Regions from separate parts of the Homo sapiens genome. Here region 1 is linked to region 2. Evidence: read pairs that join two places in POLR2A ChIA-PET (ENCODE). Cell type or tissue: MCF 10A. All regions are shown on one strand. Each heading gives the region's core, and the rest is flanking DNA. Links, peaks and the distances in the headings are about the cores only.

What was found. Peaks named below come from ENCODE experiments on the same cell type or tissue, not always from the same donor. Only the 100,000 strongest peaks of a DNase experiment are listed, where the experiment ranks them.
Region 1: POLR2A ChIA-PET joins it to region 2 with 5 read pairs; 3 of 35 experiments call an interaction of 5 or more read pairs at or near these places.

Annotation. Positions count from the first base shown.
Region 1 is chr10:89,169,225-89,175,781 of GRCh38, forward strand. No RefSeq gene overlaps it. Among named protein-coding and RNA genes, the nearest start is that of CH25H, 35 kb to the right of the region's middle. In MCF 10A, for the core only: no CTCF peak of the experiment used is centred there; a DNase peak (open chromatin) is centred at 3,417.
Region 2 is chr10:89,039,629-89,046,185 of GRCh38, forward strand. No RefSeq gene overlaps it. Among named protein-coding and RNA genes, the nearest start is that of MIR4679-1, 20 kb to the right of the region's middle. In MCF 10A, for the core only: no CTCF peak of the experiment used is centred there; a DNase peak (open chromatin) is centred at 3,133.

The DNA of each region.
Region 1 (6,557 bases), core at 1,526-5,525, 130 kb after region 2:
GTTTGGAAAATAAGATCTGGTTTCAACCATTTATTGGATAGGTGGGGAAATGTTCGCCCACAGAGGTAAATTGGCTTGCCCAAATCATGGCATCCACTGGAAGCACAAGGAAAATCAAGATAGGCTTAAATCCCAGAATGTAGGAGAAGAAATTAACATTTATCGGGTGACCCTTCTGTGCTTTTCAGTGGTAGAGCTTATATCATCACTTAATACTTAAAACAACTGTACAAGAGGGGCATTATCATGTTTATTTCTTCAGATGAGGGAGAAAGGGCTCAAGCTAATAAAAGGTAGTACTAAAATTTGAACCCAGGTGCAAGGCAGTTCAAAGCCCATGACTGTGACATTGCACCACACTGCCCTTTTGGAGTAGAAGGATCTACCATAGCATTAATGATCTGGACTAAAAAGTGGGAGCATGCCCTAAACAAGGGAAATGCAAGCGCCTAGCACAGGCACAGAAGTCTACAGTCAGAGCATGCCCAGGAATGAGTGATGCCTTCTGATTACCCAAAACAGCAGAGTAAAAGCTTCTCAAGTGTTGCCTTCCAGAACATCACCCGTCCCAAACGCAGAGTCAGAATTAGTCTGCAGATAGGAGCCAAGTGCCTTGCACTTAAAAGGTTTCTAATGTGGGAGCAATAAATAAGGCAGGTTATTGTAAATACTTCGGCCAGGAGTTGGCGTAGAGCAAACTAGGAAGCTGAAAACCCTCTGCAGATGTTATGGTTTACTTATTTATGCAATTGACACACAAATAGGCAATTTATACATCATTCATCTAACAAATATTTGAATGTTTTCCATATCCCAGGCACTGTGGTATATGCTGGTAATATAGTAGTAACAGGACAAAGAGTCCCTGCCGTATTCAATAAGTAGTTCATGAATGAATAAATTAATATAGGAATTAATGAATATGCTTGAAGATTTGCAGGGCATCGAGGGATACTAGCTATGTTTCAAGGGGTATGTACTGAGCTATGGCAAAAAAAAAAAAAAAAAAAAAACCTGGGAAAAAGCATTTTAGTACCTCACTGCTACTCTTCTAAGTGTCAACGTATCTTGGATGAATTTGGTTTTGAGTTCTCCTCTAAAGGAAGCTGTTATACTGTGCCTTTGTTTCATGAGGCAAGTCTAATGAAGCATCAGCTACCATCTGCTTCTTCTCATCCCTGGTAAATCAATACCTGAGAACTTATCTGAATGACTTTCATTTAAAACCCGTTGTCACTGTCAGGAAAAGATGTGGTATGACCTCTATATTTTTCAGGGTTCTCCAGAGAATCAGAACCAAGAAGAAAGTATGTCTTTACAGAGATTTATTTTAAGGAATTGGCTCATGCAGTTGTGGACATTGGCAAGTCCTAAGTATGTAAGGCAAACCAGAAACCTGGAAACTCAGTAATCTATTGATTACTAAATTTCTCACATAATTTTTCTGAAAATTCCTTTACTTTTATCTTCATTTTTTAAAGATATTTTAACTGAGTTAAAAATTCTAGGTTGGTAGTTTTTCTTAATGAACACATTAAAGATACCATACCACTGGTTTCTACCTTCCACTGTTCTTTTCATTGAGTGAGTAATCATTCTAATTGTCATTGCTTTGAAAGTAAGATGTCTTTTCTCTGGTTGCTTTCAAAACCTTCTCCTGGCTTTTGTATTTCTCTACATGTATGATGTCTAAATGTAGATTTTTAAACATTTATCTTGCTTGCATAAGCTTATGAATGGTTGGGTACCAACAGCTCTGGAAAGTTTTTAGTTATCTCTTGAAAATTTGCCTTTCCTTTATTTTTTCACTAATCAAACGTGTTAATCCTTCTGTACATGTTCTGTACTGTATTTATTAGTAATTCTTAAAGTATTTTCCATATTCTTACTCTTTCCTATATTTTTCAACATTTTGTCTCTTTGTACCATAATCCAGATAATTTCTTCTTCTTATCTTCTAATTTGCTAATTCTCTATTCTGTAATGTCCAATCTGTGCCATATCCTAAGTTTCAATTTTAGTTCTTTTTTTTACCATATCTATACTTTTTCCAAATTTGCTCCTTGGTTTTTCTAGTGGCCTGTTCTTTGCAGATATTTCCAAACCCAGTGAATTATTTAAACCTAGTAAGTGTGTTTTTTTTCAGTCTGCCTCTAAAATTCCAATGCCTGAAGTCAGTAAGAGTCTTTTTCCTATTTCTGTTGTTTCAGTTGCTTAGCAGCCATGTAGCCTTGTCTCTTTGTATACCTGTTAAATTTGCCTGCATGCTAGTCATTGCTCTTGAAAAAAAAGTTATTTGTGAATGATCCCTGAGGCCTAACATTGAGTATATCCTCTTTCAGAAAGCCCTTACCTTTGCTTCTGGCAGACAGCTCTGGTGTTTGCAGCTGGTGAAAACCTCAAGTCAAGTTCATTGCTCAATGTCCCCCGGCAGGTATGGGTTGTATGAACCCAAGATGCAGATCCATATGAAAGCCAGTCTGCAACCACAAATTCCCGGGGATGTCTTTCCTGCTCTTTGTCTTTGTTTTCTGCCACTACCACAAGAGCTTTCTCTAAAGTCTCCTAAAATTGAGGTGGGAGAGGAAGTTTAGTTCTGACTCTCCTTTATGCCAAGGGTTATGTCCTTTGTGGATGCCATTTAATTCAGAGAAGGTTTCCTTTAAGATTTCTGAGTTACAAACCACCCCAAAACTTAGGGGTTTAAAACAACAAACACTTATTCTCAAGCACATTAATCTGCAGGTCATCTATACATGGGCTAATTTTGAACGGGCTTGGCTGAGCAGCTCTGCTTCAGGCTATACTTCGACTAGGCTTGGCTTCAAGCTATCATTTGGTTCAAATCTCTTCCATGTGTGTTTATTCTGGGGCACAGACAAAGAGGCAGCCATGATCCTTCCATGTTCTCAGAAGGATCACCAGAGCACAAGGGAGCACGCCTACCAGATATCTGAGTCAGTACTACAGAATGCAGGACACCCGATTTGTCTGTAGACTATCTTTTCACTATTCTATTCCCATCCACTGCCAGCTTACTATATACTCTATGTGAAACAAACCTTTGTGTAGTACTTAAGTGCCAGACTGCTTAAAGACATTGTCTCTTTAATGGTCAGATCCACCCTAGGAATTCAGTATTATTGATGCTCAGAGAGGTCAAGTAAACTCGAATAGGGTCACACATCTTGTACATGGCAAAGTCAAGATTCTGTTTCTAATATCTGAGTCTTCCCCATTATCCTCATGCTGATGAAATGCAGCTAATGGCTGCATTAGGAAGAAGGTGCCCATTTGAGTACAGGGTAGTCTCTGGAAGTTAAAAGGTAGAGGCAGGGTGCAGTGTGTGTGTGTGTGTGTGTGTGTGTGTGTGTGTGTAACATCATTCACTCCTACATTGCAATTTGTCCTCAGGGATATTTTGATGATTCATATTCCCTTGTGGCACATAATTAGTATACAAGAAGAGGGAGAATGCTCAGTATTTGCCAAAAAAACAAGGATCAAAAGAGTAAAGCAAATTGAAATCATATATGGGTTACATATTTTCTTCAGATTTTTATTTAAATTGAAACAACTGTGGAAAGATCAGTGAGTTCCCATCTACTGGCATGGTCAGCTCATTATAAAAATAATTTGCATCTGCTGAGAGACAGAAAGAGAAGCATTTAGATTTTTTTGACTTCTTAGCAAGAAGTATACGATACACAAAAGGGATTCAAGGAATGAATGACTGTTAGGGGCCAAACAACAATGGTAGCCACGTAGTGTTTCTACTGTGGTATTTGCAGACAGAGGAAAGGAGAGGAAAGGGGATTTAGAAGAGCAAAGAAAAGAGAAACTTGTGATGTTAGAGGCCACAGTATAAGAGACACAATTATTAACAAGTGTCTCTAGAAGATTAAAATATGAAAAGTAAAACCATAGTTGGCATTTTTAAAAGATAACTGTACATACATAATTTATTTTTAAATTAACACAACCTTGCCACATAAAAATGGTTTTATGAGTCAGCATTTTTTTTTCACTCTTGATATCATGCAGAGGAAGGGGAAAACAAAGAGGAGGAGAAGGAAGAGGAGGAGAACAGTGACTACAACAAAAGTATAGTTTCAGTAAAGCTGGGAAAGAGATGTAAAAAAAACTCCACAATGGATAGAATATCAAAATGTGGTAAGATTGGGAAGAAGCCAATCAAGAGGAAGCATAAAGAATTATAAGAGAGCTAGTAATGGCAGATCTTAGAATGTGCCAGCAAATAAACTTTCTGAAAGAGAAGAGCCCATTTTGAAAGGCAAAAGCTGTATCTTTTGTTTTCAACAAAAGTTGAGGGATAAACCTATACAGAAATAGGAAAAAAAAAAAAAATCCAAAGAAGACAGAAAGAATGAAAGTGTGAAACATTTCCAAACAAAGATAGATTATAAAATTTATATTTTTTTAAGTTGCTGAAATAAAAGAAGTAATGAATCTTCATAATGGAAGAGTACAATGTATCCTATAAAAATGACCTAGAATGTATTTAGACATAAAGACATATCCTAATTAAGTTATGCACTTCAAAGATTAAAAAGAAAATTCATTTGGACAGCCAGGCAGGAAAACCAAATTACTAAGTGGCGGAAAATCAGGTTGACCTCAGATTTGTCCATAGCTACCTGCAATTCCAAAAAAAAAAAAAGTAGACCAAAACCACAAGGTGTTTGAGAAAATGTGAACCAAGGATTTTATATCCATTCAAACTTTCCTTCCAAGTATAAAGTCTGCAGACCAATCTATTTTAATGTGGGAGACCTCAGGGAACACTTTTCTAGTGAGTCTTTCTTGAGAAAACCACAGGAGGATAAATTTTATCCAAACAAGGGATGACTGAGTAAACTATAGGAAAAAAGATTAGTGATAATGAATATATTTTACTATAGAACTAAAAATAAAACAAATGTAGTAGGTGCAATGTAAGTTTTCTAGACCCTGACATTAATGGAATATAAATTTTCTAGACTCTGACAATGTAGAAATGAGCAAACTACAAAAAATTAGAAATGGATTGGAAAGAAGGGAACACATAAGTAAATTTGCTGATTGCCTCATCTGCAAAACTTGGGAGTCAGAGATATTTAAAGCTGACAAAATCAATCATAAATGTGGTAACATATTAACATTATGAACAAAAACACCAAGAAAAATAATTTTGACTAAAATGATGTGATGGGAACTAATATATAATGTCTAAGGAAAGAGAGCTCTAAAGTTGCTATGTATATGGCTAATCACTAAACAAAAATTCAACTTTTTTTAACTATCAAAAGAACTAAAAACAAAAAAGGACAAAATAGTCAACAATTTTAAAAGAAATCATAAAAACAGAAAGCATAATGTAAAGTAATATGGCAAGATTAAGATCAAATATACTTGTAAAACAATAAATCTAAATTTTTTAACACATCAATTAAAAGAAAAGGATTTTGGAGTGGAACACAAAACACAACTCTAAGCTAAATAGAAGTCACACCTAAAACAAAGCTAATTAGAAAGACTGAAAATAAATATATGAACAAAGTAATACCAAGGAAATGTAAATGAAAAGAAAGTAGAGGTCATTATTTTAATATCAAACCTGGTGGAATTCAGGTTGAAAAATACTAAAGGAGACACTAAAAGAATACTTTATAATGCTAAAAAGTATAATTCATAATTAATATATAATAATTACAAATATCTGTAAGTAAAATAATATCATAAGAATATTCATAAATCAAAGATATAGGAAATATGATAAGAAATAGGAATTTGATAGATGTGAGAAACATTAATTCATCTCTTTCAGTACATGAAAAATAAGTGGATAAAAAGTAAGACAACATATACAAGATCTAAATAACAACCAATAATGTTGATTGTACGTACTTACACTCTAAAATTAGAGAACATTCTTTATTTTCAAGAGTCCTTAGGATAGTCACAAAACTGACTCTTGCCAAAACCCCCAAATTTCCAAAAACACAAAAATAGCAAAAAATCAAATCAAATAAAGTCTCTACCATAAAAATTTAGAAAAAAAACAACATAATAAATCAAAGGAAAGCAGGAGGAATTAATAAAGATAAATCCAGAAATCTATAAATTAGAAAACCAAAAAAAGATAGAAATAATAAATATATAAGCTAGTTATTTTAGGAAAATAGAAAAATAAATAAAATAAACCACCAACAAATCTACTCTACAAAAAGTATGGGCATGGGGAAAAGGGGAATGTTTAATAGACAAATTTCATATTTAATAGACAGAATATAAAATAAGAGAAAATAAACTCAGAAACAATAAATTAAAGCAATCATAAGAGACTATTTTGCTAAATTTTGTGCAAGTAAATTTGCAACTCTGGCCAAAATTAGTGGAATTCTAAGAAAATAAAAAATGGATAATTTTCTAGAAAACTTATCATTTAAGTATGAAATATAAGTGTCCTTGGCTGGTGTGCATTCCACACGGTGTCTAGCTGAGTGCCTGACACTTGGTGGTAGTCAATACATATTAATATTTGAATTGAGTGAGTA
Region 2 (6,557 bases), core at 1,434-5,433:
CCTTTTCCAAAAACCAACTTTTTGTTTCATTGATTATTTGTATTTATTTGTTTCAATTTCATTTATTTCTGTTCCGACCTTCATTATTTATTTTCTTCTACCAGTTTTGTGTTTGGTTGGCTCTTGCTTTTCTATTTCTTTAAGATGCGTTGTTATATTGTTTATTTGAAGTTTTTCTACTTTTTTGATGTAGGTGCTAATTGCTATAAACTTTCCTCTTAGTACTACTTTTACTGAATCCCATAGGTTTTGGTATTTTTTGTTTCCATTTTGTTTTGTTTCAAGACATTTTTAAATTTCCTTCTTAATTTCTTCATTGGCCCATTTGTCATTCAGGAGCATATTGTTTAATTTCCATGTTTGTGAAGTTTCCAAAACTCCTCTTGCTATTGATTTCTAGATTTATTTTATTTTGGCCAATGTTTTTGAATGTTTTAAGGCTTGTTTTATGGCCTACCATATGGTCTATCCTTGAGAATGATCCATGTGCTGAGAGGAAGAATGTGTGTTCTGCAGCCATTGGATGAAATGTTCTGTAAATATCTATCAGGTCCATTTGTTATATAGTGCTGATTAAGCCCTATGTTACTTTGTTGATTTTCTGTCTGGATGATCTGTCCAATGCTAAAAGTGGGGTGTTGAAGTCTCCAGCTACTATTGTATTGAGGTCTATTGTTCTCTTTAGCTCTAATAATATTTGCTTTATATATCTGTTGAGTGAATATATATTTAAAATTGTTTCGTCCTCTTGCTGAATTGACCACTTTATCATTATATGATGACCTTTTTTGTTTCTTTTTATACTTTTGGTCTTGGCATCTATTTTGTCTGATATCACTACAGCTACTCCTGCTCTTTTTTGAATTTCATTTGTGTTGGATATCTTTTTGCATGACTAATCTATAGTTTTGTTTATCTTTTCCAAAAACCAAAAACTATTTTATAGTCATGCAAAAAGACATGCTTGTATTTATAGGTAAAATGTGTTTCTGGTAGGCAACAGATCATTAGGTCTTGCTTATTTATTTATTCACCCACTATGTCTTTTGATTAAAGGGTTGAGTACATTTACATTCAATGTTATTATTGATTGGTAAGGACTACTCCTGGCATTTTGTTATGTGTTTTATGGTTGTTTTGTGGTCTTCTATTCCTTCTTTCCTTCCTTCCTGTCTTCTTTTTTGTGAAGACAATTTTCTCAGCTGGTATGTTTTAATTTCTTGCTTTTTATTTTGTGTGTACCTGTTGTATGTTTTTTGATGTTAGGTTACCATGAGGCTTGTAAATAATATCTTATAACTTATACTATCTTATTACTTATACTATCTTTAAACTGATTACTTATAATTTATACTATCTTTAAACTGATGAGAACTTAACACTGATTGCATAAACAAACAAACAAAGAGAAAACTAATAAAAACCCCACACATTAACTTCATCCCCCCATTTTTAAACTTTTTTGTTGTTTCTTTTTATATCTTATTATGTTGTGTATTTCTTGAAATGTTTCTGTAGTTATTTTTTATAGGTTCATCTTTTAGTATTCTACTCAAGATATGAGTCGCTTACACACTTCAATTACAGTTTACAATATTCTGTGTTTTGCGTACTTACTATTACCAGTGAGTTTTATACCTTCAGATGAGTTCTTAATGCCCATTAAGGTCTTTTTCTTTCAGATTGAAGAACTCTCTTTAGCTAGCACTTCTTGTAGGACAGGTCTGGTGTTGATGAAGATTCTTTGTAATTATGTCAGTCTCTTTGTTACATTTATCTGACAGGATTCTGAATTCCTTCTCTGTGTTATCTTGGAGTTCATTGGGCTTCTTCAAAATAGCTATTTTAAATTCTCTGTCTGAAATGTCACAGATGTCTGTCTCTCCAGGATTGCTCTTGAGGTCTTATTTATGCATTTGGTGAAATTATGTTTTCCTGGGTGGTCTTGATGCTTGTGGATGTTTGTTGGTGTCTGGGCATTGGGGACTTAGGTATTTATTGTAGTCTTCACAGTCTGGGCTTTTTTGTACCCATCCTTCTTGGGAAGGCTTTCCAAGTATTTAAAGGGACTTGGGTGTTGTGATCTAAATCTTTGGTCACTGCAGCTGTATCTGTTTTGGCCACTGCAGCTGTATCTGTAACACTGTGGCTCTTGCAGACTCATAAATGTACTGCCTTGGTGGTCTGGGATAAAATTCAGGATAATTGCCTGGTTTACCAACAATTATTCTTCTCTTCTCTTACTTTCCCATTGATAAAGAGTCTCTCTCTCTCTCTCTCTCTCTCTCTCTCTCTCTCTCTCTCTCTCTCTCTCTGTGCTGAGCTGCCTGGACCTGTGGGAGTGGGTGACACAGTACCCCTGTGGCCTCCATCCCTGGGACTCCACCCAAAGCCAGCACAGCACTGGGATGCATCAAAGACCTGCAGTGACAAATGCCTGGCTATTGCCTATGTTCACTTTAGGCCCATGGGCTCTACAATCAGCAGGTGGAAGACCAGCCAGGCTTGTGTCTTTCCCTTCAGGACAGTGAGTTCCTCCCAGCCCTGCGTGGATCTGGAGATACTTTCAAGAGCCAAGGCCTGGAGACAGGAACTTTAGGAATCTACCTGGCACTCTATTCTACTCTGGCTGAGCTGGCACCTAAGCTGCAAGACAATGCCCTCCCCACTCTTCCCTGCCATTTCCTCAAACAGGACTCCCCATGGCCACCACCACTCAGGCCCATGGCAAGTATTGCCTGGCACCGCCAATGTTCACTCAAGGCCCAAGGACTCTTCAGTCATTATTTGGTGAATGCTGCCAGGCCTGGGACTCTCTTTAGGGAAGTGGGCTCCCCTCTCACCCAGGGCAGTTGCAGAAATGCCATCCAAGAACCAAAGCCAAAAGTTGGGGACCTCAGGAGTCCACTTGGTGCTCTACCCCACTGTGGCTAAGCTGGTACCCAAGCTGCAAGGCAAAGTCCCCTTTACCCTTCCCTCTCCTTTCCTCAAGCAGAAGGAGCCTCTCCCTGTAGCCACCACAACTGGATTGTGCTGGGTCACACCCTAAAGCCAGCACAGCTCTGAGTCTTACCCAAAGCCTGTAGCAAGTACTACCTGGCTACCATTGCTGATTATGGAATGCCCAAGGGCTCTTTAGTCAGCAGGTAATGAATTCTGCCAGGATTGCCTCATTCCTTTCAAGTCACTGGCTTCCCTTCTGGCACAAAGTACATCTGTAAACGTTGTCTTAGGAGCTAGGGCCTGGACTCTGCCTGGTGCCGTATCCTACTGTAGCTTAGTTGGTATCCAAGTTATAAGACAAAGTCCTCTTTTCTCTTGTTTCTCTTCTCAAGCAGAGGGAAGGAATCTCTCCCATAGCTATGAGCTACACTTTTGGGGGCTGGGGAAGGGAAACACAAGCATTCCCTTGGCCACCTCAGCTGGTATCTCACTAGGTCGTGTGTTCCAAAAGTCCTCTGTCTCTGAGCCAGCACAACACCAGAACTTGCCCAGGAATTGCAGTCCTTGTGGACTAGGCTGGTCTTTAAGTTTATTATGACCCCGGGGAATTTTAGCTCACAGTAGCAGGGCTTGACAGAACTCAGGTTCCAATAGCTGGGATGGATGATTTGCCTCTGGCTAGGGCTGGTCTAAATTCTTCCTCTGTATATGCTGGCTAAGTTCTGCCTGGTATTGCTTTCCGCTGTGACAGGTCCACACTGGGCTCCAATGCAAAGTCCTACAATCATATACTCTCCCTTCCCCAAGTTCGCAGATTGAACTTGGCTCTGTGCCATGCAGCCACTGTAGGGGAATCAGGGAGGGGTGGTATAGGCAATTCAAGACTACCTTTATGCTCCTCTTCAGTGCCTCTTTCCTTAATTTGATGTCAAAACCAGGTACTATGATTGCTAACCTGATTTTTGGTTCTTATAAAGGTGTTCTTATTTGTAGATAGTTGTTAAATTTGGTGCTCCTGTGAAGGAAATAATTGCTGGAGACTTTTATTTGACCATCTTGTTTTGCCTTTTCTGCATAACTTTTTAAAAACAAACAAATTTTATTTTTTTTCAACTTTTATTTTAGATGCAGGGGGTCTTTGTGTGGTTTGTTAGATGGGTAAATTGTGTATCACCGTACTTTGGAGTACAAATGATTTCATCACCCGGGTAGTGAGCATAGTACCCAAAGGGTAGTTTTTTGAACCTCATCCTCCACCTACCCTCTCCCTGTAAGCAGGCCTCAGTGTTTATTGTTCTCACCTTTGTGCCCATGTGTACTCAATGTTTAGCTTCCACTTATAAGTGAGAACATGTGGTATCTGGTTTTCTGTTCCTGTGTTAATTCATTTAGGATAATGGCCTCCAGCTGCATGCACGTTTCGGGTAAGAACATGATTTTGCTTTTCCTGCGGTTGCATAGTATTATATGGCTGTATATGTGCCACATTTTCTTTTTCCAGCCTACCATTAATAGGTATATAGATTGAGTCCGTATATTTGCTATTGTGAATAGTGCTGCAATGAAGATATGAGTGTATGTATCTTTTTGGTAGAATAGATATATACTTTGAGTATATACTCAGTAATGGGATTGCTGGGTCAAATGGTAGTTTTGTTTTTGTTCTTAGAGAAATTTCCAATCTGCTTTCAACAGTGGCTGAATTAATTTACAGTCCCACCAGCAATTTATAAGTGTTCACAACCTCACTAACATCTGCTATTTTTTGACTTTTTTTTTTTTTTGAGATGGAGTCTCACTCTGTCGCCCATGCTAGAGTGCAGTGGCGTGATCTCGGCTCACTGCAAACTCCACCTCCCAGGTTCAAGCGATTCACCTGCCTCAGCCTTCCAAGTAGCTGGGATTATAGGCGCCTGCCACCGCGCCCAGCTAATTTTTGTATTTTTAGTAGAGACAGGGTTTCACCATGTTGGCCAGGCTGGTCTTGAATTCCTGACCTCATGATCCACCCACCTCGGCCTCCCAAAGTGCTGGGATTACAGGCGTGAGCCACAGTGCCAGGCCTGACTTTTTAACAATATCCATTCTGACTGGTGTGAGATGGTATCTCATTGTGGTTTTGATTTGCATTTCTCTGATGATTAGTGATCGTGAGCATTTTTTCATGTTTGTTGGCCTCTTGTAAGTCTTCTTTTGAGACGTGTCTGTTCATTTTCTTTGCCCATTTGTAATGGGGTTATTTGTTGTTGTATATTTTTTTTTTTTTTGCTTGTAAATTTAAGTTCCTTATAGATTCTGGATATTAGACCTTTGTTGGATACATAGTTTGCAAGTATTTTCTCCTATTCTGTAGGTTGGATACATAGTTTGCAAGTATTTTCTCCTATTCTGCAGGTTGCCTATTTACTCTGTTGATAGTTTCTTTTGTTGTGCAGAAGCTCTTTAGTTTAATTAGGCCCTGCTTATGAATTTTTGGTTTTGCCGCAGTTGTTTTTGGAGTCTTTTTCATGAAATCTTTGCCAAGGCCTATGTACAGAATAGTACTTCCTAAGTATTCCTCTAGCATTTTTATAGTGTTGGGTTTTACATTTAATTTTTTAATCCATCTTGGCATAATTTTTGTATATGGTGAAAGGAAGGGATCCAGTTTCAATCTTCTGCATACAGCTCGCCAATTATCTCAGCATCATTTATTGAATAGGGAGTTCTTTCCCCATTGTTCGTTTTTGTCAACTTTGTCAAAGATCAGATGATTGTAGGTGTATCACTTTATTTCTGGATTTTCTTTTCTTTTCCCTTGGTCTATGTGTCTGTTTTTGTGCTGGTACCATGCTGTTTTGGTTACTGTAGTCTTGTATAGTTTGAAGTTGGGTAGTATGATGCCTCCGGCTTTGTTCTTTTTGCTCAGGATTGCTTTGGCTATTTGGGCTGTTTTGTGTTCCATATAAATTTTAGAGCCTTTTTTTCTAATTCTGTGAAAAATGATGCAGATTGTTTGATAGAAATAGCATCGTGATCACTTATTTACTTCAGTAGTATTTTGTAATTCTTGTTGTTGAGGTCTTTCATCTCCTTGGTTAGCTGTATTCCTGGATATTTTGTTCTTTTTAAGGCTATAGTAAGTGGAATTTTGTTCTTAATTTAGCTCTTAACTTGAATGTTATTGGTGTCTAGAAATGCTACTGATTTTTGTACATTGATTTTATATCCTGAAAGTTTACTGAAGTTGTCTGTCAGTTCTAGGACCCTTTGGGCAGAGACTGTGGGATTTTCTAAGTATAAATCATATCATCTGTGAAGAGAGATAGTTTGACTTCCTCTCTTCCTATTTGCATGTCTTTTCTTTCTTTCTCTTGCCTGATTGTTTTGGCTAGGACTTCTAGTACTATTCTGAATAGGAGTGATGAGATTGGAAATCCTTTTCTTGTTCTGGTTTTCAAGGGGAATGTGACCAGCTTTTGTCCATTCAGTATGAACATGATATTGGCTGTGAGTTTGTCATAGATGGCTCTTATTATTTTGAGGTATGTTCCTTTGATGCTTAGTTTGTTGTTGGTTTTTAACACAGAGGAATGTTGAATTTTATTGCAAGCCCTTTCGGTGTCTATTGAGAT